Regions from separate parts of the Homo sapiens genome. Here region 2 is linked to region 1. A link is a loop called in an ENCODE intact Hi-C map of the cell type or tissue named here. Cell type or tissue: Caco-2. All regions are shown on one strand. Links, peaks and the distances in the headings refer to the core of each region. The heading gives the core; the rest is flanking DNA.

Region 1 (11,564 bases), core at 2,169-10,168:
TGGCCACAGAATACATATTTTCACATGACTGTAATCATAGTGCAGACACAATTTTGGTCTCTCCTTTAGCTGTAAGTGCAGACTTCCAGTTACTTCTCTTCATAATGGTAGAATATTCTATTGTAAATGCTAGGGCACACTGAACTTTTCTTGTATGGTTATTAGTATCTTCAAAATTATAGATGCTAGTGTGGTGAATATCTTCATACACATGGAGCTTCCTCCTTTTCAATAATGTTATGAAGATACATTCTCAGAGGTGATGTTTCAGAGTCAGATTAGGTGGCTTTCGTTGACCCTTGTAGCGCTTTTCTGCCGTGGTCCCGACTTACGGCGTTCACAGTGGGACAGGGATATTCCTGGAGGTGTGGATGGGGTGCCCCATGATGGCCTGTCACAGGCAGAGTGCACTGCACAGAAGAAGGAAATGCTGGGATATTTGCAGGCCACTCATTGATCAGGACAAGGAGCTGTGAAGGAACTATTTAGGTTCAAGTATTTGGGGTTGAACAGTGTTGACTTTCCATATTGAATACAGGACATTTATCCATCTCTTCTTCCCAGCCACAATCAATGATGGTTAAACTCTTAAGAGCCCACCTGCTGTTTGTCATTACAAAACCCAAGGTCCCCAGGTAAGATGAAGCCCAAATCATTCATTTACTTTAAGTCCTGGTTTGAGAAATGACTCCAGTACACAGATCTGTGGTAGGTCTCACAGAAGAGGGAAAAGGTGGAGACTACTTTCCCCTTGCTCAGATGAAGCTTCCTTCCCTCCTCTTGACATGCTCAGAGTATGGCACCATTGTCGTCATAATCATCATCAGTCACATTTGAGCACTGACTCTGAGCCAGCACTTTCTCAATTTCACCATCTCGTTTAGCTTTCACAGCAATCCTACGAGGTAGATAATGGCATCATCCCTATTTACAGAGAAGGAAACTGAGGCATAGAGGTTAAGTATTAAGTAATTTGCCCAAGGACACATAGCTAATACGTGACTGTATTGGGCCATGAATGTGGACAGTTGGCTAAGACAGAATTTCTAGCACTGAGGAGCTCACACCGTGTGTGTGTGTGTGTGTTTGTGTGTTTGTGTTTGTGTGTATGTTGTGTTTGTGTGTGTGTGTTTGTGTTTGTATGTTGTGTTTGTGTGTGTGTTTGTGTGTGTGTTTGTGTGTGTGTGTTTGTGTGTATGTTGTGTTTGTGTGTATGTGTGTGTTTGTGTGTGTGTGTTTGTCTGTGTTTGTGTGTATGTTGTGTTTGTGTGTGTGTGTTTGTGTGTGTGTGTTTGTGTCTGTGTGTGTTTGTGTGTATATTGTGTTTGTGTGTGTGTGTTTGTGTGTGTGTGTGTTTGTGTGTGAGTGCACATGCATATGTGTAAGGTTGATAGACCAATAAATGGGTGAAGCAAAACTGACAGTGGCCCTGAGAGCTCAGAAGGGAGCACCTATCTTAGACTTGCTTCAGGATGGGGAATAATTAAAGAATGTTTTCCAAAATAGCAGCTGGTTGAGGAGGAATAGGAGTGAGCTAGGAGAATTTCACTCTGTGGTTGGAGATAAAAGATTTATTCCGTAAGGGTTAAATTATAATATAAGACTCATTATGGTCTGGGTCAAAATATCGGCCCTGAGTGTCGTGTGAGAGTTGTCAGAGTGGGCATACAGAAGGGGGATCACGTTATTGTTGAAACGATAGAGAAGAATATGGTGGAGCCATTTTTGAACTGGGGAATTGGGGGAGGCGTGTTGATGAAGAGGGATTCCAGGTCTAACCTCTCACCTGATGGTTTGTCCTGGACTCTGCAATGGTCAGCGATGGGTCAGCTGACTGCCATAGCATCCCAGCCATAGGAGGAGGCGTGGTGATGGCTCTTGTTTCCTTCAATAAATGCTCATTCTTTTCATGGATTGTGAAAGTTATGCTGCATTTTCTTGATTCTAAGACCCCATTGATATTACGGACAGAATTGTGTTTCCCCCCAATTCATACATTGAAACCCTAACCCCTAACATGACAGTATTTGGAGACAGGACTTTAAAGAGGTAATTAAGGTGAGGCAAGGTCATCAGGGTGGGGCCCTGATCCAATAGGACTGGTGTCTTTATAAGACGAGGGGACCCCAGGGATGTGCATGCACAGAGGAAAGGACTTGTGAGGACAAGCAAGGAGAGAGGCCTCAGGAGAAAACAGCCCTGCCCACATCTTGATCTTCAACCTCCGGCTTCTAACTTCTGTTGTCTAAGCCACCCAGTTTGTTGTACTTCATTATGTCAGTTGCCCTAGCAAACAAATACAATTGACTTAAGACACACCATCAATTTAACAGTAATTGGGGTGAGAGGGAGAAAAAAAAGAAACACTGCATTAAATGCACAAATAGTCTGCAAGGATGCATATTAGCATCAAGAAGAAATGTTGTAGAAAACTTAGAAAATATAGAAAACACATGGAAGAGACCCTAAAAAATCTTACATAATGACAGTACCCAGGTAGGACCATTGTATTGTTTTATATCACTGATACAAATACACGAACATACTCATTTTGTGTAAAATTTGTGTTGCTGTTTTTCTCTGATGTTATAAATATTTTCTGATATCAAGACCTTTTTTCAAACTCCATTTCAATAGACGCACACCATATCACATTACACCATTTGTTCTCAATTTACCTAATCTATCATTATTACATATTTATTATGTCCAGCTTATATAACGTTTTTCCTATTTTAAATGATGCTCTGATGAAAATCTCTGGAATCTTTGCCACATCAGGGATAATTTTCTACGGGTTAATTCCCAGGCTTGGAATTAATGAAACAGAGAATGTGAACATTGTAAACAGAGGATATAAACAGAGGAGAAAAACATTTTGTGATTCTTGATGCCAAAAATTTTAGGTAATTCTATGATTCCCTTTCCTAACCTGAACACTTGATTTCAGATATGATGTGACCAGTAGATGTAAAAAAGAACCATAATTTTTCTCTCCTGGATACAATAGACAAGTTAATGCAATGTAAAGGAAAGGATTTTTTTTTGTCTTTTGTGTTTATTTTGATTTTGAGCTGGAAAACAATGGCTACCTTTGAGAAAGAGAAAATAATATAACGTGTGAAAGCCAATTCCAGGGTCTTGGAAATTAGGATGTCATCACAGTGGAGCTCTGGGTGAGGCATGGGTTGGGTTATGTCATCCAGGCCATCCTAGAGGATCCCCACTGTCACTGCCAGATCAGAACCCCTATGCAAAGGGACAGAGAGCATCTCATTGCTGACCCTTACTGGGGCTTGCCTGAGTAATGGCAGACTCCAGCCTTTATGACCAGAGACCCAGATTGCCATCTGAACACCTAGACCACCCTACCTCATTGCTCACACAGCAGTCCCCAGCTCCATGAAGTTAGACTAAAAGGTGTGCAGAAGCCTCACTGTGGGGCAAGAGGGACACCTTTGCCACTCCTCCTAGGGCAATCTTAAGTTAGGAGCCCTTAATTCTAAATTTTACGTGCCTCCCCCCCCAACCACAAGAACAACATAATGTTTTGAAAATAATTAATATGTGCCTAATTTCTGGATCCATTGTAGTTTTAACACAATGAGCTGAAAGGTAGGACTTTGAATTTTACTGGGACTGTGCTATGCTTTAACCTTGCTCTTTGGTACAATATCTTTAATATAAATCTATATGTCACATACGCTGCTGTTACATTGTTTTCATATAACCATGTTTGACACCCCATTTGACAATGTCAACATTCACAGTGGTTCCTCAATGCATTTGACAGTATCAGCCCTTAAAATGTTTCACAATACTTCCACGTAAGCACATTTGACAGGATCAGCAGTTGAAATATTACACAAAACTATGTATTTGCAGTTCTGAATACCAGCAGTGACTGTTTTCACAATATCTGTACATAGTGACTGCTCATTCATTCGGTACACATCTTGTTTTTCTTTCGAGAGCTTATGAAACACCAAGCTCTGTGATAGCCTTTTTGACGTTGGGTACAAAGATCATTAAGATTTAATGGACACGCTCATGAAATTCCAAGTAAACAAAAAATCAAATAGCTAATAACCAGCATTTATTGAACACTTACTGTGAGTCAGGATTTGAGCCAAGGGGTTTTCATGCAGCAACTCATTTCATGTAGCTACAACTGAAGAGATAGGTTATAGCAATCCCATTTTACAGATGATGAAACTGAGGTGCTGAATTGTTAAGCAATTTGTCTGAGCAAACAGCTGGATAGAAGTAGAACTTACTGCTCTCAGGCTTTCTCTCTTTACTGTGTGCTTTTCAACTTGGAATTAATGAAACAAAGAATGTGAACATTGTGAAGAGAGGATATAAATAAAGGAACGAACATTCATTATGCCATAATTATTATAATGGTGTGGGATTATAAAAGTGCCTTCAGAACAAGGTAAAGCAGGCATCAATCTCCTGGGGACATTGAAGGAAGGCTTCAGGAGAGGGAAATATTCAAAGGAACTTCAAAAGCTTAATAGAGTGCGGTCAAGTGGAGAAGATGTGAAAATGCAAAAAATGTTTGTAAATTCCAGGAGGCACTTAGTGGTTAAAGAATGGGGTCAAGTTTAGGAGGCCTGGAAGGTGTGTGAGACAGAAGCAAGATTGAGAAGACTTTGAATGTGTCAGGGAGGAAAAACTTTTCTTCTACCCTCTTAGGTTCAGTTACTGAACCTACATGCCTGACAAAAGACAGATAACAGGAGAAAAGGCACAAAATTTTTATTAATATTTATGTGAACATGAGTCCACAGAAAAAAATCAGCGAAACTCAAAGAGGCAGTTAGACTTAGGGGTTTATATACCATTTTAACAAAGGAAAGAGAATTCGGGCTTTGAAGGGATGATAAATTATGGGGAAGTGACTAGGAAATATATTGGGGAACTAGTGGAAGACAATGGTTATTTTAGTAAGGTCTGTTATGCCAACTCATCTTGGTATTGACTCCCATCTCTGGTGATAAGAGTCACTCTGCCCTCCCTTCCTAGTGCAGGGTGAGAGTCACCTTCACAAAGGGAAATTTGTCCCTGCTTTTAGACAGATTCGGGGGTCAGAGAACTCTTCCTCCATCTGTTGATTCTCAATTGCCTTCAGCTCAAAATAATCCACATGCCAAAGGGACATATTTCAGGGTGGCATATTCTGATCCCCTTCAAATGCCATGCTAAATAATTTAGGCTTTATTTTATAGCAATGAGAGGTTTTAAGCATAAATGACGTAGTCAGATTTGCATGCTTGAAAATGCAAAATTGGGGGGTTGTTAGAAGGGAAGCTGCTTCAGGCTGTGCGCCCCCTTGTGGAGAAGAGAGAGAGAGAGAAAGTGAGAGAGATGGAGAACTCTGCATTGGGATTCCCTCCCTTCTTTCCATCTTTCTGAAGGAAAGCTGGGATTTCAATTTTCATCCTCCCAGGCGGCTGCTGTCTGGAGGCTGCTCCATCTGTGCAGGGCTTATCGCTGCTGTTTCCAAGAGGCCGAGCCCCAGAGAGCCTCTTAAGTTCTACAAAGCCCACCTGGGGAGCAAGCAAACATGGAGCCTCCCCCAACCTCTTGAAGGATCTTAGTGGAGGCTGCCTGTGCCCTAGTGCACCCTTGCTGGGTCCTCAGCAAGTCTATCTTGCTCACCCCCGCTTTGCAAATATTTAACTTCAGGATCAGCTTCTCTGGGTGACATCCAAGGGGGAGCTTCAACTTTCTTGTTTATTTTAGATCCCAGGGACGCCCCCACAGGTAGACGAAGAGGGTCCAGAGAAAGGTGGGGATTCCCTAACCCCTTCTTTCTTGGCACAGACAGGCAGAGAACACCTCTTTTCTCACCCCTGGGCAGCCCCAGGAAGTCAATCCTTCCACTATTCCTGCTCCGTGCCTCTCTTCCCTCTGCCCAGATTCCTGGGAGACTCAAAACCCTGTTCAACTCTCTCTGGGCTAGCTGCTCCCCTCCCCAAGAGGATTTCTCTCCAGAGCTGGTATCATCGCTTAATGATGTTCCACCAACAAGGGGAAGGTAATTGATTGTTAAGTGAAAATATAAATTGTAATTGAATCCATCACATTTCAGTTTTTCATTATCGTGTGACAAGTCTCTTAGTGCATTGGCAAGGACTGCAGGGATCAGGGAGGGCTGGAGAGAGAGATAAGGACAGTTGTCTTCCGTTTCCTTATCCAGTGTGGTAGGCTTGCACTTTCAAATTGTAAACTGCCTCACTGGGACTCTTGCACACATGAGTGTGCATGGGTGTGCACACAGCTATGCGCTGGGTCAAATGAATTCATATTCAAGAACTGAAGTGGAATGCTTACAGGTCCTCGGCTGCGATGTGTTGGTCCAGTTTGAGCTTCAGTTTTGTATTTCTAGCTTCCCACTGGACGTTCAGTTTATTTAATAAGTTCATGCTGTCCCAAGCGTTGTGCTGCACACGCTCACTGTTTTGATCTAATTTAGTATTAAGGAGGAAGTATAGTGTGGTGCTTAGGAAGTAGACTTGAGAAACAGTTGGCTTGTATTAGTCTCGTGGTCCCACTGCTTAATAACTGTGTGGCCTTGGGCAAGTTTCTAACCTCTCTGTGCCTCTGTTTTCTCATTTGTAAAATAGGGATAATAATGAATATTTACAGTTTAGGGCTATTGTGAGGATTAGATAGGGTTAGTTTAGGTAAAGCAGTTGGAAAAATACGCCTGGTTAAAAACTGATACCAAATGATTTTGATATCAGGGTCATGCTGGCTTTATCAAGCAAGGTGGGATTTGTTCCTTCTTCTTTATTTTCTGGAAGTGTTTGTGTTAAGTTTGGCACTCCTTCCTCCTTAGTGTTTAACAAAATTCATAGTTTTGATGACAAATCAATTTGTTTCATAGATACGGGGCTGTTTATATTTTAAAATTCTTCTTGTGTACATTTTAGGTTGAGCTTTCAACAAATGTTTCTCTTTTATCTAAGTCAAATTTGGAGGCATAAAGTTGCTCCTTTTATTATATTTGTCTATAGGATCTCTGAAGATCTTCCTTATTGTACTTCTGATACTGGCAATTTGTGGTTTACTTTCTCCTTTACTTCTTGATCATTCAAACTGAGGAGATTATCAACATTATTAACTTTTTCCAAAAAACAACCTCTGACTTTGCTGATTGTCTTTATTGGTTGTCTCTTTCCGTTGCATTTATTTGTCATCTATTTATTGTCTTATTTCTTGTACCTACTCTGGGTTTAATTTACTCTTCATTTCTTAGCCTCTTAAGGTCGTGGTTTAGATGATTGCTCTAATGTGTTTCCTGTTTCCTGAGATAGGCTTCTGAAGCTATACATTTCCCTGTTAGCACTGCTTTAGGTATAGCCTACACAATTTGAAATTGTTAACATTCCACTGAAAATATTCTGTGCTTTCTTTTGTAATTTATTCTTTGATCTTTGGACTATTTAGCAGTATGTTTAATTTCCAAATATTGGGGTGATTTTCTTGGTGTGCTATTGAGATTAGTATCTAATTTAATGCCGTTGTCACCAGAGAATATACTCTTTATGTTATTGGTCTTTTGAAATTTATTGAGACTTTCTAATGGCCTAGCATATGGTTTTTTGGGACATTTTCTGTGCACTTGCAAAAAAATGTATATTTTACAGTTTTTGGTCTGTTTTATAAATGTCAGTTCCATGAAGCTGGTTGATTGAGTTGTGCAGATCTTCTATCTGCTCTCTCCTTTTTTTTTCTTCAACTTGTTCTATCAACTATTGAGAGAAGAGAATTTAAAGTCTCCATTTATCTTTGTGGATTTGTCTATTTATCTTTTTAGCACAGCCACTTTTTGCTTCAGATATTTTGAAGCTCTGTTTTAAGGTGCATACACATTTAAGATGTTTATATATCTTTAATGGACTGAAACTTTTATAATAATAAAATGTCCTTTTATATCTCTACTAGAATTCTGTGTCTTGAAGTCTACTTTAATATAGCTACACTATTTTTCTTATACTTAATGTTTGTATAGTATATTGTTTTCCATATTTTACTTTCAATCTATCTGTGTCTTTATATTAAAATTATGTTTACTGAAAGCAACATAAAGGCTTTTCTTGCTTTTCATTCAGTCTGATAATTTCTGCTTCTTAAAAAGAACATTTAGTTAATATGCATACTTACTGATATGATTGCTTTTAAGTCTAACATCATGTTATTATTTTGTATTTTCCATTCTGTCTTTTGTATCTTTTTATCTTTTTCTCCTTTATTCATTCTTCCTTGTTTTGCGTGAATGAAGCATTTTTAGTATTCCATTGTACCTTTACTATTGATCTTTTTGTTATACCTATTTGTACTATTTTTAAAATGATTGTTGTAGTGATGACACTATTCATCTTTAACTTACCACAGTCTCCCACTCCCATGGTGCCATTTTTGCCCGTTAAAAATTATGGATGGCTCAACCCCAACTCTTCTGGAAATTATGGACTACATGTTGAGCACCCCTGATCCAAAAATCTGAAATCTGAAATGCTTCAAAATCCAACATTTTTTGAGTGCTGACTTGATGCCACAAATAGAAAATTACACACCTGCTCTCATTTGACAGGTCTCAGTCAAAATGAGTCAAAAGTTTGTTTCCTGCACAAGGTTATTAAAAATATTGCATAAAAATCACCTTCAGGGTATGTACATAAGGTGTATATGAAATGTAAATGAACTTTTGTGTTTAGACTTGGGTCCCATCCCCAAGATATCTTATTATTTATATGCAAATATTCCCAAATCCAAAAAAATCTGAAATCCAAAACATTTCTGGTCCTAGACATTTCAAATAAGTGGTACTCAGCCTGTAATATTATTTCATGAATAATGTAAGAAATTTATACAGTAAAATTCCATTTACCCTTCCTACACTTTGTTCTTCTATGTTTTTTACTTCTACATATGGTATTAATTCCATAATACATTTTTAAAATTTTTGCTTTATATGGTCTGTAGGTTGTTAAAAGTGTGTGTGTGTGTGTGTGTGTGTCTATGGATAGATTTAGAGGGGAAGAAAGAAAAAGAAAGAAATGAGAGAGAAAGAATAAAGGAAAAAAACTCTGAAAAGTATTTACACACATTTTAAAGCTTTTATGATCTTCTTTATTCTTCTGTAAAGATCCAAGTTTCCATCTGGTATCATTTCCTGCAGCCTGAAATACTTCTTTTAATATTTCTTATAGTGCAAATCTGTTGGCAAAAAATTCAGATTTTGTTTATCTGGAAAAGTCTGTATCCCACCCTCATTTTTGCAAGGATATTTTGCTGGATAAAGAATTCAAGGCCAGCATGACTTATAATGCTTTTGTCTAATTAAACATCTCATTAAATTGTTTTCTGGACTCCACTGTTTCTAACGAAGTCAGCCATTCTTTGTCATGTATGAATGTCGTGGATCTATGTCTTTCCTTTGATTTTCAGCAGTTTGACTGGTTGCCAAGATGATGGTTTGGTTTGTTTTGCCCCTGCTTGTCGTTTATTGAGATTTTCTGAATCTTTCAGTTGATGTAGAATTCTTGGCTGTCATCTTTTCAAATATTCCCTTTGCTTCATTCTATCTTTTTTCCTGGGACTTTGACTTCATATATGTTAGACCATCTGATATTATTTCAGAGATCTCAGATGCTCTGTTTCTTTTTTTCTCTGCAGTCTTCTCTCTACCTATTTTAATTTGGATAATTTCCTGTTTTCTAGTTGACAAATCCTCTTTTGTACTATATCTAGTTTGTAACCCTGTCAAATGAACTATCTATTTCTGAGATTGTAGTTCTTTTATTTGTTTTTAGCATTTCTATTTTGTTCTCTTTTATAGTTTCCCTCTCCCTAGACAAATTCCCCATCTTTTCACATATTGTCCACAATTTTTTGGATCCTTTAATGTATTTATCATACATTTTTTCCCCCAAACTCCCTGTATGATAAATCCAACAACTGGACCTTCTCTGGATCTGATTTCATGGCTCTTTTCTTGGACCATGGTAAAACTTTCTCGGTTCTTTGTGTATCTCCTAAGTTTTTTACTGTGTGCAAAAACATACATATAAAAGGACTGAAGGTGTAGAATAAACTTTATCCCCAAAAAGAGCACACCCCTTTTCCTGCAAGGCTGGGACTGCGGAAGGGTGAGTTAATCCCATATGGAGTTGAGCTGAGCCTTGGCTTTGTTGCAGCTTTGGTCAGATTTAATTTCCTTCTAGCTTTAAATGTTTTGAAGGTATCATCAAGACTCTCCCTCCAGCAGGGCTTGCAATCTGAGAGGAGGTGAGATTTGGAGATCTCTTTAAGCCTTATAGGTTTCTGAACAATGAGAAACTCCATTTTCCAACCCTATCGCCAACTTTTTGGGTCACTGAAAAATTTTGTATTTTTTTTCCAGTCCCACCCCTGGCTTTCTATTCCTTGGGAAGTCTCTTCCCATCAGGCTACCCCACTCCTGGCCTTTGGATGGCTACTGCAGGACACTATGTGAAGAGCTTCACAGTTTTAAAGGGGTTTCCTCTGCCTACTCGGTCCCAGCTTTAGTCGGCTGTTCTGATCACTGGATGCAAGTCTATGGTGTCTCAGGGAGATTTTTGCAGTTCTCTTTCCCTGCCCCTCCCCACCTGCAATGCGTCTCAGTGTGTTGCACTTAGAGAGGGCCTCATGTGCCTTGGGAGGGGAGATATCTTTCAGGTCTCTGGCCTGCCCCAATCTTTAATACACTACTCCCATACACTTGTTCTAGGTCTGTGGGAAATGTTTGGGGGCTGGATACCGAGTTATTCTCTGAAAGGGATCCCATGGACCTCTCGTCTTTACCAGCTCACACATGGCCATGGGAGGCTTATAAAATTCTTTGGTTTGTGTTCCTTCTTTCACCACACCACTAGGGACGACAGCAGCTGTAAGTCTGTACTCTCCAAGAAAGGGCTCATTGCTTTCTGGAATTTAACTCATTTAGGTTTATTGACATCCTTGGCTCTCTAATGAGCTTAAAAACTATAATTTTATAGCCTATTTGGCTTCTTCCAATGTTAGGATGGCAGTAACATCCCCTTGTGACTCTACATCCTAAACAGACATTCATACTTTACAGCTCTACTCTCTAGAAGCGTTCACTGAGGCAATAGCACGTTTCATATCTGGACGGTGAAAGATTATTTAACTCCAACCAATAGTTGTTTCTTTCTTCTGACAGCTAAAGATCCAGCCATATAGATGCAGACATCAACATTCTTAAATAAAGCTTTTCATTTTTCCAGGTCATTGCTCCTAACATTTGGAAAGCAATACCTAGAGGCATATTAATCTGAATAGGCTGATTTTTGGCTAGGAAGGTTTAATAAAGCAAGTTATTTTCTCTCTGACTTTGAGCAGTAATTTGAACCAGTTCTTCAGCACAGCAGAGACCAAGGCACTCCTTTTGCCCCTTTCTATGAAGGCAAGGCCCATTCTCTGGGGAAGAAGGGGGATAGTTTTGTAAAGTGGAAGAAGTATCTAGGTCCTTTTCTATTCTTATTTTTTCTGTAGTCAGTGACAAC
Region 2 (11,564 bases), core at 1,774-9,773, 96 kb before region 1:
GAGACAGCTGGGCAGGAACTTTCTAGGAACTTTTATGAGATCTAATACAAAATAAAGACTGCAGAAAGGGACCACAGACCTACATTTTGCCCCATTAAAATAAAGCAAAGTAGCCTCTGCATTTTCTCTCCATTGTTCAGCATGGCTCAGCTACTCAAAGGGTTTGGCATTGTCATCCACCAAAAACACTGCATCCTCTTGACAACCATCATGGCATATAGCAGGTTCTTGAGAAAAATTTGTGCCTTGGCTGGTTGGTAATGCCCAGCCCTCAAGTGCTGTTTTTCTCATCGTGAACTCTCAGGAGAGTAGGGGCGTGAACTTACCTGTATGTGCCCACCATGTCCTAGGACCTATGCTAGGGCCTGGCAAACTGAATGTTCAATATAGAAGGTTCACACTCATGCTCCTCCCCTAGGAGTTCATGATGAGAACGACAGTGTGAAATACACTAAGCTTCCTGCCACGCAAATTAAAGGCTTTGCTCTAAGAACAGCAAAGGCCATTTCCTGCAAGAGCAACTTCCAGCAGGTTCTCTGTGCCCGGATTCAGCATGCAGAGCAAACTGCCCACAGGGGGCAGAGGCACTGGCGGGGGAAATTTTATATGATTACTGGGGTGGAGACAGACTCTCAGCAGCTCAGCGCCCTGCCAGGCCCACTGAGCAACCACCCCTTGTTTCGGAGCAAGGCTTTCCACAGCAGTGGTATTCTTCTCTTTGTCTGAGTTGTAAAATGTGGCTGAATGATAGACAGGATTGGGAGAAGCAGCCTCAGTCCTGAATTCTTGGACTTGTCCACATGTTATGAGTTCTGGAGGGCAGAGATGACCCATTTGACAATCCCTTACTAGACCCTTCCTGTGAGCTGTGCAGATCCTATGCTGTGGCCATTCCAGGATGGTGTTTCCTCAAAGGTGCCCTGAGTCTGACAGGGGAGCCAGAAATACACAAAGAATGGAGACAGAATGTGATCCATGCAGTGCAGCGTGTCTCAGTCTTTTAAACATATGTCTCCTTTGGAGAAACGTATACATCTTGAAAATTCTTTTAAAGTTTGTGTTTCAAAAGCAATAGAGTGATTTATTTTTTGGTTTCCAAATATGAAATTATAATATTGAATATATTTAAAAGACTACATATGTCCTCCCTGAGGATGTTTTAAACATTTTTTTTATTGAGGGATAATGTACATACATGAATTTTACATACATATGCGTTTGTATGAATACCATCCGGCTATAAAAGGAACATTTCCAGTGCCCCAAAAGGCTCCTTCACGGTCCTTCCAAGTCGGTGCCTCTCACTCACTCATCCAGAAGTAACCACTATTCTAACTTCCATCAGTGTGGATTAGCTTCGCCTGCCCTTGAACTTCATCTGCACACAATCATATATTTACGATCCATGTCTGGCTTCCTTTGCTTATATTACATGTTGTTGCATGTAGCAGTGGTTGATTCTTTGTCATGGTTATGTAGTATTCCAACATGTGACCCCCCACGCTCTGCTGCCCACATGATTTAAGTGTCCATTTTTCTTACTTGAGACCATTGGTGTGATAGAAAAATAGCTGTCTTTGGAGACAGACTTAGAAAATGACAACTTCTTTTTCTTATGATCATGTGACCTATAGCAAGTCACTTTACCTGCAGCCTTGGTTTCATCACTTGCAGAATGGTGCCATTATACTAATCTCATAGTGTGAGCATGGGAGCGAATGTGTGTAAAGCCTCTGGCTCAGCGGTTGGCATAGAGTAGGCATTCAGCCAATGGCAGCCATGATGACAAAGGGATATGAGGGTCACGTGGGTTGCTCTGGGTGCTGAGGCAGATAGCTCCCTTTATTTTCTGCGTGTCAGGGAGGACATTAGCCACGCCTAGGGAGGGCATCAGGGCATCATGTGGGCAAAGACACAGAGGGGTACAAATGTCAGCATTGTAAGGACAAACCCAGAAGAATGCAAAGGGGTGACGATGTGGAGTCTCCATGCCCTGAAGGTTCCATGGGAAGCTTAGAAGAGTACACATGAAAGTCAGTGATTCAAGACTGGGCTCAGGCCAGATGAACACACTGCCGGCCTGAGCTGTTGGAGCTCAGAGACAGAGATTCCGTGTGCTAGTGTGTTTTGGAAAGCCATCTGGGAGAAAGTGGGGAGCTGGTCCTTGAGCAGAGAAGAGGAGGGAGGCATCTGCATGGCATGGGCAGGAAGGTCTGGGCCAGCTTGCGGAAATGGGAAAGCTAGAGCAGGCTCTGAGGATGACAAAAATCCGACCCTGATGCCCACTGCTGCCACCACCACTGCCACCACCGCTGCTCTGGCCAGTGTGTTTCAAGCACATGCTATGTGCCATGTTGCACTGTGCTGGAGTAGAGATGTTCTGGTCTAATCTTCATACGGTGGAATAAGTAGCTCTAGTGATCTCCTCCACTGACAGACAGGAGACCGAGACTCAGGAAGTTAACCAGCTAGCAGAGGCTCTGCAGCCTCTCCCCAGGGCTTACTTTCCCTTTATGGAGGGATGAAGATTCTACATGCTGCCTGACACTCTCTGCGCTGCTGAGCTGGCACCTCTGGTGGGAGCCATTTGTTGCTGCTCACTGCCTCAGAACTGGGCGGCCTCATCATCAGGTGGGCGGTTGGTTCCTACTCCGTTGCCCTCACGGGCTGAGGCTGTGCAGCTGGGGGTGCCTGGTGGTGGCTGTGCTTCTGATATCTGTGAACAATATTCATGTTTTTGGCAGAGATTGGAAGCCAGGCCTTTATGTTTCCCCCTCTCCGTCCCCCAGTGACTCAGCTCTAACTTCAGGAAAGAATTTGGGACAGAGGGTGGTCTGGGCTGAATTGTGGCCCCTACAAAATTCCTACACTGAAGCCCCAGCTCCCTGTATCTCAAATGTGACTGGAATTGGAGATAGGGCCTTTAAAGAGGTGATTAAGGTAAATGAGGCCAATATGACTGGTGTCCTTATAAGCAGAGGGGATTAGGATGCAAACACACACAGAGAGAAGACCATGTGTAGACACAGAGAGGATACAGCCATCTATGAGCCAAGGAGAGAGGCCTCAGGAGAAACTAATCTTGCTGACACCTTGATCTTGGACTTAGAGCCTGAAGGACTGTGAGAAAATAAATATCCATTGTTTAAGCCACCCAGTCTGTGCTACTTTGTTATAGCAGCCCCAGTAGATGAATACAGTATGTTATTCCTGTCATCTGAAGCCCAGGGAGGAAAACTGAAGGTTTTAATAACAGTAACAATGTTAATCATCATTGTGAACGTACCTTGCAGCTGAGAATATTGAAAGGCTGTTTTGTGGGTGATGCAACTTGGGCATAAACAGGATGACATGTTTCTTATTGATAGAGCTACATTTCTTTTTAAAATCCCCACCATGCTGGAGTCCCAGGGAATATTCACGAGTGAGTGCTGCCTGATGATACTAGTTCACCTACAGATCAAACGCATACAAAATAATTAACGTTAATTCATCTGTTTATTTCCTGGGAAGTGCTTGTGGCCCTTTCCTTTGGCCATTGTGAACAGGGAGGCGGAGTGTCAGAAGAAGACCTACCCAGGCCTCAGCTTCCTTCTTCTAAACATACTTTGAAATAAGATTTGTCCCGACTCCGGGGGCAGCCAAAGAGCTCGCGGAGGAGCTAGATCACAGAGATATATATCCCAGGACAGCCATAAACGTCTCGGCTTATGATGCATCTGGGTGAGTTACAGAACCAATAGTTTTGATCAAGTGCCCAGCTCTATTCGATTAGCAGAAGGATAATGAGAATTGAACAGGAAAGGGGGCCTGGGGGAAGAGGGTAGGCTGGGCCTTGGGGAAGGTGTTGTGGGAGGAGCTGACGGCTTTTGCTTTATTAGAGGAGCTTGTTCTCTAAGCTTCCTGACCTTTGCAGGGCTGGGGTCCCGGGGTGATCCCTGGGCTCATACAGGAGATAAGAGTTTCTGGATGTAGCTTCCAAACACTATTAACCCTTCTCTCAGTGAGGCTTCCTCCTCCCAAATCGCTTCCCTCTGCATTCATCCCAGTCCTACCTCCCAGCAGCACTGCGAACAGAGAGGAGGAGGCGAAAGCTAATTGTTCAGGTGAATCTACTGGAGAGCGAAGGTGAGAGTCGGGATGGGAAGGAAGCCCTTTGAGGGAGGGAAGGATGAAGGGTGAGAGGCTAGCCATAGTCTTGCTCTCATTCTCGCTGGGCTCTCTAGCCTGGCTGCAGGGTCTGTTCTGGCACTTTCTTTTACCCCTTACTTGGTTACCCTTTTGTTTTTTTTCCTTTTTGACTTCCTCTCAAGGAAGTTCTTATCGTCTTCTTTCCTTATTACCTAGTTTTCTTTTTCCTTGTCTTCCTCTCCTGTCTCTTTCTTATAAGATGCCTTCCCTTTCCTTTTTTCTTCTCTCCTTTTTTCTTTCCTTTTCATTTCTTTCTTCTAATTTTTTCTCAATAGCATTTAGCTACCTCTTTAACATTTACTGGGGTTTAGCATCCGACACACCAGTCATTGCTTGGCACGGGAAACACAATGAAAAAGAGAGATGCACCAGTCCTCCTGGAGTGGAGGGTCTCGAGTGGGACACTGGTGATTAAACACATAGTTATTAGGAGACAGAGGCAGGTCTGGAGAAGGTCCAATGATGAACTCTCCTTTTTTTCACCCAAGACCTGAGCCAACTGAAAAAAGATAAAAAAGTAAGGCAGATGGGAAATCAAAATAGCACTCAAATTAACTAGGAAGCTGCCATTGGAGAATGGAGCTTGTATCTTCAGGCACGTGGGCTGCCTGATGCTGAATCTCAGAGTTGGCCCAGCAGTCCCAGGCAGCCTGGGCCAGGCAAGGCTCCCACTTGCAGCCGGAGAGCCTGCATCTGGGTAAATCCTACAGTATAGCGCAGCAGCTGTGCATAGGATGGGCTTCCTAGAAGAACTTGCTTCTAAGATGAGGGAGGAGGAGGAGGTCTAGGTTACTGAGACCCAAATCTCCCTTCCAGGGCCACTAATTGATATAAATTCAGTATAAATGAGTGAAGGGTGGAGAGAGAGGCCAGGTGTATGGTGCTAGTGGAAGCAGGCTTCATCTGATGGAAAACACCAGGAGTGGAGAAGTGTCTCCTCCAACCCCTCCACCTGGAACACCACTCACAACAGGTGTGTGGGGGTGTGTGTGTGTGAGTGACAGTGCACAGGAGAGGAACCTAACCTAGTATAGGAGTAATGGAAGGCTTCTTCTCTATGTACAAGTGACATTTAATTTGAGACTTCAAGGATTGCTACCTACCTTGATGGGAAAAAGTGCCCATCATAATCCAGAACAAATTAAGCAACATCACACCTCTTCCTCCCTCTCTAACCTTCTTCTGTATAAAATAAAACTCCAGAGAAGTCTTTCATTCAGTTATTCTGTCAACAAATATATATTTAATGCCTATTAAATGCAAGCCACTTTACTAGGCAGGAGAAATGCAAAGATTAATAGGATGTGGCTTCTGGCCTCAAGGAGCATTCAGATTAGTACGCTGGGTAGGGCATACTCACAAATAGCAGAAATTTAGGGGGCAGGGATGGGCATGTTTGTTGCTTGGTGTTGAAACAAGGTAAGAGCTCTAAGTGAGCTATGTTAGAATTTTATAGGGTTCATATGGGGAAGAAAAAACTTCTCGTTAAGGGGAGGAAGTGGTATTTGAGCCAAGCCTTGAATGGCAAATAGCATACAAACCAACAGATACTGACTTGGCCTTCCAAGTAGAAAGAACAGCATCAGCAAAGGCCTGGAGGGAGAAAAATCAAAGGGTATTTGCAGGGATCAGCAGGTTGTCCAGTTTATCTTATATACTACATAAGCAGGAAGATGTCAGAAAAATCAACTTTGAAAAAAAGGTGGGATCCTGGCTGTTGAAAGTTAATGTAATGATCTGTCTACACTTTGGTCACCAATGGTGATAACAGTTGCTAAGCTGGAAGTGTGAAGTGCTCAGATGGGCATTTTAGAACCCTAGACCTCTCCGATCACAGTGCTGTTTGGGTTGGAGGAAGCAAAACATGGAGACAGTATGATGTAGGGCAGCTTTGAGGAGTCCAGGTTAGATGTTCTGAATGTCAACAGTGGCCACCAGGGTGCAGCAAGTGGGCGGCACCTGGGAGTGGGCCCCTTCTAGAGCATGAGGGGAAGCAACAAGGGGCCAGCTTAGTCATGACTGGGGCAGAGAAATTCCTGGGGTGTGGAGTGCAGGCCCCACTGAGAGATGGCTGTGGGGCTTCAGCAGAATAGGATCTCGTGCCAGGTCCTGGGTGGTGGGGATGGAAATGGGGAGACCTGATCAGGCCGGCTGGTGTTCAGTGAAACCTGTGAGGTTCTGTAGGAGAATGAGGGTTTGTGAGCCCTCTCTGTTTGACCTTGCATCGTTATGTAAAAATTAGATTCCCCAAAGGGGGAAACTACAATAAAAACAAGTCCCAGAGAGATACACTTAGAGACAAGATGAACTCATGATTGTGGAGAAGCCAGGTCAGAGCATTGCTCAGAACCCTGTGTGCAGGTCGCTGCCGTGGGATGTTGTCACTTCCCTCCGGAGCTGCCAGCCCTCCTCCATTATTGCTTGGACTTTATGACTCCCTTGTTCTCAGAAGGAGAAAGGAGCTTATTAAGTGAAGTGGCTGCCAAGTGTATTTTAAGACGAACAAAGCCTAGATCATTTTTTTTGCTCACCGCATACCATACATAATTGTACGAAGGGTGGGATTTATTTGGTTAGCATTATGATTTTTTCCCCCAAGCTTAATTACAGTGGAAAAAAGGCAACTACAACTTGAAAGAAACAAGCTCCACGGTCATGGAGACCAGCATGACCATTCTGGGTTTGAAACGTACTTTCTTTGTGAAGGGAATTAATTGTATATGAAACTTTGGGGCTTACGTAAAACACATTTTTATGAAAATAAACTTGAACAGTCATTAAAATGAATAGTTGTTTTAAATAAGACTCAAATTACATGGTGGTGCCATGTAATTTTAGATGCCTCCTTTATTGGCTTTGTTTTGGGTTTAACTCTGCATTTGCTAAGACAATATCAGGGCCCCAGAGGTAAGTCTTAGCTTATAATTGGGAATCGAATGTATAATTCCAACGACAGATTATTAGGGGAGGTAAGGAAGTGAAAAAGCCTGTACAGTATTTAGGTCCAAATAATTCATGAATAAGTAATTATATGTTGGAAAAGTCCAACATGTTAGCAGGAAGTGTTGTGGCCTGATGGTTTGGCCTCAGACTAAGGAGCCGATTATGAAACTTGGCCTTCCGGCTTTGGGACATTCCCTGGGCAGCCTATAAATCAAAAATGTGATGGTCCCTACTGTTTCAACTGCCAGCACTGACATGCGGTATCTCTGACTTGGAGATCTGTGTGGTTCAGGGAGAGCCCAGAGCTGAGCCCTCAGCTGGGATTAGGCCACGTTGAAAGCTGAATAGTGCACCTCTCTGGGGTTCATCAGGGTGAGAACATGTGGCCGTGGACTTAGGGAGCCCACAGAGTTGTGTCCAGAAAGGTAGAGGAGCAGCTTGGGCTAGATGGCTCTGTTCTTGGTGTTCTGTTCCTTCCCCTGTCCCTGTCCCCTCATTTTGGGAAGAGGAGGTGAGCGACATACCTGAGCAGTGCAGACTCAGCTCCTGTTCTGGGGCAGGTGGGAAAGTACATCCTTTTTAACTGGGGAGAATCTGAGCCCATGGTCTCCAATCCTCAGGTGAGTGCCTCACTGATTTTCAGTCCCCGGGAACCTCCTACCTGTGCTCCTTACTCCACTAAATCACTAGTAGGACAGGATCTTGTGCCAGGTCCTGTCTTCCTCACTGCAATGAGATACGTGTAGCTATTTAGATAAAAACCTGCATAAGAGGAAAGAAGAGAAGCTCTTAGAGTCACACGTAGGGCTATTCAAGAAGGGGTCCTCATCCGGCTTCGCCCTGAGGTTCGTCCTTTAACTGATGGCTATTGCCTCGATGCCAGCATAGGTAATGAAGCCATCTTGTGTTTCCCATAGAGTTGTTTTGAGTTATCAGCAATGCAATACCTTATCCTATATAGCAATGCCGTACCTTATCCTATATAGCAATGCCCTTTTCTACCCACTTCTTGGATTCCCTGATTCAAACCAGTTCTCACTTGGTTTGAACAGAGAGACCAGCAACCACCCAAGGCCTCCAGATTGGTGTGAAGGTTGTTTAGCGAGGAGAGAGAGAGCACCCAGGTGGCAATTGCCAGGCAACAGAAAGTTCCCAGGGTGGAGTCTCCTGCAACCTCCCAGAGACCCATGCAAGCTACTGCAGGAGGTCTTCTTGGCTCCTGCAGGGGGTGCTGGATGTTCTCTCCCTGCCACCCTCACCACATGCATTAGTCCCAGGTCCCTTGGAGTAGTGAAGCTGCTTAGATAGCTCCCTTATCCTTAGGCGTGAGGCTGACCCCCACATCTCAGTGGTCATCTCCTGAAAGGGAGGACCAGGTTGGCCTCACCTTCTGTGCTCCATATAGAGGGACCTTAGGGCAAGGCGGGGAACACTATAGGTGCGTGGAAAGACTTGTCAAATGATTTATTTGTGGTGGTGGAAACATTTAAACCTAGAAGTTCTGAAGTGCATTTTGGTCTGGCCCCAAATGCATGACTGGAAACATGGGGTCTTGACATTTCTCTTCCCTTTCAATGGCATGGCTCAGTGAATCAATTCAAACCCATTAAGATTCTCAGAATGACAGGAGGAGAAAATCCTGCCAGTGAACACTCTTAGGATACTGTGACTGAACACCATTTCCTTGGACCTGGACTGTTTTCTCATTTTTAAAATCCCATCAATTGCAATCCTTCCTCGAGGTCGAGTATCTGGTTTTTACTTTCCTATTTCTTGACACAAAAGCCCATAGCAAAGGCTTGTAGATCCATGAATTACATACTTGTTAGTAACACCGTGTTGCCTCATGTTCAAGAGGTAATGTGGAAAGAGGTCTCAATTTTTCTGGGTTTGTAAATCTAAAGAGATAATTGCCTTCCAAAGACTGGCTGTGGGGTCCAGGGTGAGGAAACCTGGCATGCAGACCTGGGCTTGCCTCCTAACTCTTGTGTAATCTGTTTGTAGCATGTTCAAGCAACACCGTGTGTGTGCAAGTGTGTGAGGGAGTGATGTCTTAAGCAAACTGTTTTTTCTGTGGGAACACAAAAAAATCTAAATTAAACACATCTTCTCCAGGAGCACATCTGTTGCACAGAGTGAAGCCCATTCCATCAATACAGTTGCCTGCAGTGCAATGAAGTCATTCTCATCTAATTCCTAAAACCTGAAATGAGGATAACAGGCCAGTATTAAATATTAAAGGGTTTTTTTTTTTTTTTTTCACATTTTGCCGTTCTCTTCCAGAGAACACAAAGAACACTGACATATTTTCCAGAGCTCAGGTGGATAGCTAATGGACTGGAGAAGCTTTCAACTCAACTGAAGCGATACATAAAGAGAAAACTTAATTACAGTCAGGATTCAGTGGGTTAACTCGGTAAACAAATAGCCACCATAGAGTAGCCGCCGTATTTCATAGTATCTAAGAAACTATTGATTTTAAGAGGCACCGTTATTTTATGTACCTCTAAGAATAAAAAAGTACTGTCAATTAGACTATGACCACAATGCTTTATAACTTAGAATTATAATTTTAGATTTATTGAAAAAGCTCTTTAAGTTTATTTAGATACTGTGCACACACTAAAATAAACATATAAGCAACATAAGTTGGCTGCAATATTCCTAAGCTGTTTTCACACAACAGGCTCTTCTGAATACTCTCTGACTCTGAGTTGCTGGTGTCTGTGGGTCTGTATGCAGCGCCTCCCTCCATGACATCAAGAGCAGTGATAATCATCGTCTCTTCCCACATCACTGCCCTATTGATCTGGGGTTTTCTTCCCAGACCCTCATACCAATTTATAAGCTCTGGAACTGGTGCTTTCCTGATCTTACCAGAAGGCAAAAACCCAAGACTCATGTTCTTTTCTCAAATGATTCTTAAATGGTTTGCTGACTAAAAAATCAAGGTTTGCAATGGTCTCATTCTTCCACTAGAACAACAACCAGGTGTCCTCATGGGTGGGCACTGGCAAAGCCATGACCTTCATCTTGCTTAGCAACAGTTTAAGATGCCACTATCAGCATTGTGTTGGGCTGCCCTGGTAAGCTGCTTCCTACTTCCTTCCTCTCTAATCTCACATAACCATTATTTGCAGAGAAATCTTATGTATAATTCATTAGATGCATGGATAAGGATGCCTGATATCCTAATTGCTAGGCCCTGTATGTTTATTCCATGGAACTGAGAAGTGGAAGAGAGATGGTGAAGTCTAGATTCTTGCCTTTAAGGCCCAGCAACTGCACTCACTAGTAAAATGTGGCTCAATGAATGGTCAGCTTAAATAGCTACTGCTCCAGAAAGTCTTACCCAGTAGCCTTGCTGTGCGAGCCTCATACCTGGTACTTAGCTCTGTCGTAGCACATTCCATGCTGTATGGTGAGGTTCTATTTACTGTGTCCTCCTTGAGAACAGTCATCTTAGTAACCCCAGTGCATTGTGCAATGACTAGATTTTGGGTGAATGTTTGTCAAAAGATTGAGGCTGAAGAGGACAGGGCAGGAACGTTCAGGGGCAGGGAAATGTCAGCCAGATTTGGAGAAGGTGGAATTGTGCTGCTTGGCTGAGGTGGAGAGTGTGTGAGAGGAAGCAGTGGGAAGCTGGAACATGACTGTAGGCTGGTTCCAGGTAATGGAGGGCCTTGAGTACTACCAGAAGGGAGGCTACTTGCTTGTGCAGAACCTGGCTTAGACTATTTCAGGGCATCTAAGTGTAATCCAACTTGGACATGGAGTCACAGAGGACAATGTGGCAAAATGAATTGGTTACTATTAACCATATACCAGATGAGGTTATCCAAACAGAGAACCTGATACACCTGGAACTTCAGTAAAGTAGGTTATGTTTTCATAGTGGCATTCATTCATTTGCTCATTCATAGATTCTACTAGGATTAATGGATGATGACCATGTACCAGGCACTGAGGACACCTGGGATGAATGTTGCAGAATTTGTACCTTGAAGGATATCACAGTCTAATGGGGGAGACAGATCTGTGTATATCCACATATTTAAATTTGGATATATGAATATATAAGGAATTTGTACAATAGAAAGTATTTGGGATTCAGAGTGTTGCATTCAAAGTACTGTGGAGGTACAAGGAGGGAGAGACCGTCTTTACATGGGTGGGTCAAAGAAAATCTACAGGGCCAAGATGATTCTTAAAATATTTGTGACCAAGCCAGAGATAACTGTCTTCTATAGACATATTTCCCACAGAAGAGTGGTAGCCCCTATCAAAGAAGGGTGCAGAAAACGATGTGTACTCCATGGAATGCACAGTGTGTATTAGCATATTAAAGGCATATTGAAGACCAACAGTACAAACAAACAAACAAGAAACCCCCAACCTATTTGGCTTGTGTAATCTACCATTTTCTAGAC

Evidence for each region. Hi-C counts contacts between places; a loop is a spot of excess contacts. Peaks named below come from ENCODE experiments on the same cell type or tissue, not always from the same donor. Only the 100,000 strongest peaks of a DNase experiment are listed, where the experiment ranks them.
Region 2: it touches region 1 in a loop (3-fold over the local background); 2 of 110 quality-filtered maps call a loop at or near these places.

What each region holds. Positions count from the first base shown.
Region 1 is chr2:23,193,291-23,204,854 of GRCh38, reverse strand. It overlaps LOC107985792 (a long non-coding RNA gene), which reads left to right and starts at 5,926. Exons shown (of 9, transcript NR_171639.1): 1 at 5,926-6,046. LOC102723389 (a long non-coding RNA gene) reads left to right here. Exons shown (of 4, transcript XR_427009.3): 4 at 1-1,118. In Caco-2, for the core only: a CTCF peak has its summit at 5,319 (motif pointing left); no DNase peak of the experiment used is centred there.
Region 2 is chr2:23,289,031-23,300,594 of GRCh38, reverse strand. No RefSeq gene overlaps it. Among named protein-coding and RNA genes, the nearest start is that of KLHL29, 90 kb to the left of the region's middle. RefSeq lists an enhancer at 2,622-3,122. In Caco-2, for the core only: a CTCF peak has its summit at 6,122 (motif pointing right); no DNase peak of the experiment used is centred there.